Linked DNA regions of Homo sapiens: region 2 is linked to region 1. A link is a loop called in an ENCODE intact Hi-C map of the cell type or tissue named here. Cell type or tissue: mammary epithelial cell. All regions are shown on one strand.

What was found. A loop is a pair of places that touch in the nucleus more often than their neighbours do. Peaks named below come from ENCODE experiments on the same cell type or tissue, not always from the same donor. Only the 100,000 strongest peaks of a DNase experiment are listed, where the experiment ranks them.
Region 2: a loop joins it to region 1, with 10 times the contacts of the local background. A loop is called at or near these places in 4 of 110 quality-filtered maps.

Annotation. Positions count from the first base shown.
Region 1 is chr1:157,962,258-157,964,757 of GRCh38, reverse strand. No RefSeq gene overlaps it. Among named protein-coding and RNA genes, the nearest start is that of KIRREL1, 30 kb to the left of the region's middle. In mammary epithelial cell, a CTCF peak has its summit at 941 (motif pointing left); DNase peaks (open chromatin) are centred at 937 and 2,147; H3K27ac peaks cover 914 bases.
Region 2 is chr1:158,495,309-158,497,808 of GRCh38, reverse strand. No RefSeq gene overlaps it. Among named protein-coding and RNA genes, the nearest start is that of OR10R2, 24 kb to the right of the region's middle. In mammary epithelial cell, a CTCF peak has its summit at 1,242 (motif pointing right); no DNase peak of the experiment used is centred here.

The DNA.
Region 1 (2,500 bases):
GAGGTGAGTTGGGAGATGAGAAAAGATAGAAACAAGGTTGTTCCTAAGCACAGTGCTCTGTTCTTCCCTAGGTCTCAGGGAATTTGAAACAGGTTTCTAATCACTGCGTAGAGTGGTCAGAGCCATATGGTTTGTTACCTTATTCACACGTTTTTATGTGCTCCCATAACAACCTTGTCAAGTAGGTATTCTTGTGAGTTTCTATTACTGACTGAATTGTGTCCTCCCTAAATCTATATGTTGAAGCCCTAACCCCAGTGTGACTATTTGGACACAGAGCCTTTAAAGAGTTAATTAAGGTGAACTGAGCTCATAGGGGTAGAGCCTTAATCCTTACAGGACTGGTGTCCTTATAAGAAGAGAATAGACATCAGATCTCTCTCTCTCTCTCTCACTCTCTCTCTCCTTCTTTTGCCTTTCACGCGCACAAAGGAAAGGCCATGTGAGGACATAACAGGAAGGCAGCTGCCTGCAACCCAGGAAGAGAGGAACCAGAACCTAACATGCTGGTACCCTAATCTTGGACTTCCAGCCTTCAGAACCATAAGGCAATAAGTTTCTGTTGTTTAAGCCACCTGGCCTGTGGCGTTCTGTTACTGCAGCCTGAGCTGATGAGACAGCTTCCTTTTACAGGTGAGAAAATTAAGGCTCACGGCAGAGAAATGGCTTGTCCAAAGTCATCCAAATAGCAGGTGAAATAAGGACTGGATGCTAGCATGGATGGACCAGATCCTGCAGACTCCATCCCAGGATGGAACTCTGGAGTCTAGACCCTGCATCTGGCAGTCTCCCTGCTGGCTCTTCTGCTGTGCATTCCTGTTACAGCTTCTCTGTCAACTCTGCACTCCCACTCCAAACATCCTACACTTTGGGTTGCTTCTCCCCTTCTCTCCGCTCAGTGCTCATCAGGTTTTGTGGTTCTGTGGTGTGGTGCTGCCATCTGCTGGCAGGAGGCACCCGCTGCCCTAACTGCCAGGGCGGGATTTTCTTTCTATTTTATTTTATTTATTTATTTTTTGAGACAGAGCCTCCCTCTGTCGCCCAGGCTGGAGTGCAGTGGCACGATCTCGGCTCACTGCAACCTCCGCCTCCGGGTTCAAGCGATTCTCCAACCTCAGCCTCCTCAGTAGCTGGGAGTGCAGGTGCACGCCACCACACCCGGCTAATTTTTGTAATTTTAGTAGAGACGGGGTTTCACCATGTTGGCCAGGATGATCTTGAACTCCTGAGCTCAAAAGATAGCCCGACTCGGCCTCCCAAAGCGCTGGGGTTACAGGCGTGAGCCACAGCCTGGCCTGGGATTTTCTTTACCATGTCTCTCTCTTACTTCCACATACCGTCCACCTCTCCCTCCTAAATCCAATCCCTTTCACTCTCTCCTGTAGGCAGGTGGCTAATATGATAGGTTCCTGGAGGAAAAATAAAATAAAATAAAAGGAAGCAGGTACAGATAACTATCTTTGAGAAGAAAATGGATTACAAAAGGGAAAAGACGGTTGATTCCCAAGGGGTGAAGTCCCCACAGAGTGTCAAACCAGACCCTCCCAGGGTAGGTCAGAGAGCTGGGGGAGGTCTGAGGCAGTGGGCATGGTGCCCTTTGGCTTTGATCACAAACAGAAGCACTGAAGACCTCCCTGCCTGTCCTATGGAGGTGGCAGGAGCTCCTGGAAAGCCTGTAGGAAGAGGCTACTAGGAATAAAATTCTATCTATCTATCTATCTATCTATCTATCTATCTATCTATCTATCTATGAGAGAGCACTCTGTCATCCAGGTGGGAGTGTAGTGGCACAATCACAGCTCACTGCAGGCTTGACCTCCGAGCTCAGTCCCATGACACCTGGGACTACAGGTGTCATGCCTGGCTAATATAAAAAATATTTTTGTACAGACGGGGTTTTGCTATGTAACCCAGGCTGGTCTCGAATTCCTAGGCTAAGGTGATTCTCCTGCCTCAGCCTCCCAAAGTGCTGGGACTGTAGGCATGAGCTGTCATGCCCAGCCTACTATCCCTTTATTCCAGAGAATGAGGGTGATCTTGCTGACTGGTTTCTGTTACGTACTCTCCCATAGTGACATGTGCAGTAAATAATCCCACCTCATTTGACAGATGCGGAAACCGAGTATCAGTGTGGTTTATCAATCCACAGATTAGTGTGGATGAATGATATCATACTTTGGGGGTGTGGCTATTGAGCCGGGAATGTACTGCAAGGGCATCTGAAAGCTCTGACTCATCTCATGCCAGAGTGTGAAATATTAAAGTCAGTGCTTAGGAGAGATCTCACTTTCTTCTCTCCACGCAAACCCTAGCTTCAGTGTCTCTCTGTGAGGTCACCCAGAGTCTGGTTCATATGGCTAAGAGTCACATATTACAGGCACAGCCACAGCCAGCAGTTGGCATCTGCTCTCCTGTGTCAGCAAGGCTCAAGGCAGGAGAAGCAGATTGGTGAATGGGAGCCAGGAGAAGAGTGCAGAGAGGGGGAATGGCCAAGGGGACT
Region 2 (2,500 bases), 530 kb before region 1:
TTAAAAGACACTATTTAAATAATAGAAATGCAAGCCACAGACTTGGGGACAATATTCATAGTACATATGTGTTCCAAACAAACTTAATTCAGAATATATAAATAATAGGATTCAATAATTTTAAACTAATCTTATGAGCAGAAGACTAGGGTAATTTACTAAAATGGAATGGTCAATAGGCAAATGATAAAATAATGTTCAACATAATTAGATATCAGGCTAATACAAAATAAAACTAAATGAGGTACTACTTACCCTCACTAGAATTATTAATATATTAAAAATACAGGAACATAAAACAGGCAGTGCCAAAAGTTGGAAAGAATGTGAAGCAGCTGGTAGGAAAGTTATGTGGTGTACCCATACCGGAAAACATTTGGGAATCATATTATGGAGTTAAATGTGTACCTACCTTATGACCCCAGGAGTGCTACTCCTAAACATGTAAGAGACAGGACAAATGTCCACAGAAGATTTGTTCAAAATATGTTCATGGCAGGTTTATTTATAACAGCCAATAATAAGAATGAACCAAATGTCTATCAACAGATAAATGAATAAATATGTTTTTGCATATCCATTCAGGTGAATACATCAATAAAAAGACAAACTATTTTACATGCAGTAAGATAGATGAATCTCATAAGCATTAAGTTTTCTGAAATAAGTTAGACACACAAGAGTACTTACTATAATATTACATATATCTCAAATTCAAGAAGTGCAAACTGAACTATATTGATAAAAATCAATTCTGTGTTGTCTCTGGGTAGGGAGTCACCTGGAAATTCACATGAGATAACTTTTGGATGTGATGAAAATATCATATTTCTTGACTGGTGGGGGTGGTTAAATGGGTGAATGTATTTGTAAAACCTCAAATAACTGATACTTAAAATACTTAAATTTTTAAATATAAACCATTCCTTAATTTAAAAATAAGGAAAAAAGTGAATGTAAAAGGGAAATTTAAAACCCTCATGACCTGTTTTTTAAAAATCTAATTAACAAAATACACACAAGGAACTCTAAGTATAGTATTAGAAATGGTGATAAGAGCAAAAGAACAAATTCTGGAAGTACTAATATCGGGAGAACAACAAGAACAACAAAAAACAACTGCCAATGGTAATAACTTAAAAAGTCAGTTGGCTGATTTGATATTAGCCAAAACAAGGAATGTTTAGAGGCTCCAATTAACAGCTGAATACTTTCTGATGACAACACAAGAGGGAGCTCAACAGCTGCAAAACTAGGAATACTATCCTCCCCTTACAAGAGTACATGAAAACAAATCTCACTAAACATGAATTCAGGAAAAGATCATGCCTATATCTCATATGAAGTTATTATGAGGAAAAAAATCATCAGCAGTACAACATTACTATAGAGAATAACTGTGCACCTACCGAGTGAAAACCAAGATATCCTGCCCAGGTTCTCTTTCAAGTAAAGGACTTGTTGCCCGCCAACTGATGGTAGCTCTGTCAGTAGGCAGACTTTAGCTGTCAACTTAGTCATTGTATCAGCAACACAGACACTTTGTCCAAAGTAACAGGCTTCGTGCAGCAAACTACACCCAAACAAAATTATGCAGATTAATAAAGCCCTGGCCATCATGGCTCAGCTCAGGACGCCTCTGAATGGTCATTCTAGCTACAGAACTCACTGTTGGGTCAGCTGAGGCTGTCACTAGGAGTGCATTCGGCTTGACTTCTCTCTGTACCCGATACTTCCCCCCACATTCCATAGGTGTTAATCCCATACATTTATTAACAAATATTCTATATGCCAAGTTGTCTCAGAATATGCTTCCCAGGGAGCACAACTTGCAATAGCCAGGAAGATATGACTTCAAAATCGATGAAAACTCTAACTAAATATTTCAAAATGAGGTCAAAGAAGTTAAAGAAGTGATAGAAAATACAAAATAACAGCAAAGATCAGAATCATAAACTCAGTCATGACTGAATAGAGGAGAAGTTTTGAAAAGAGGGGATAGATTAGGAAGCAGTTGGAAATGAAAGAAAAATTGTTTCATAAATGAAGGTTAAACTTGGAGGAACATAAGACAATAAACATGATGGATAAGCCTATAACAGCAAAAGATACGGAAAGAGAAACTAGAGTAAAAGAGAATAATAATACTAGGGAATATAACTCTGTAATTATATCGTTATAAAGTGTGAAGGCATGAAAATACTAATGCATGATATTAGAAGCCATGAATATTGTTTCTGTTAGAGAATAGGTAGTGGGTAATGAAGTATTTGGAATATTATATTTTTTGACCTACACATATTCACTTTGTGGTAATTAATTGATGTATTCATCATAATTTGTACACTTTTCTGTATGTGTGTGTTTTGATCAAAAAGTGTACATGGTATACTCTTCTTCTTTCATGGTTCCAATATATTTTATATGAAGATGTCAATTATTTTATTTTTTATTCTATGCATTTTCTGTATATCCCCCTGGGGATTCTCTCTTATCTTTA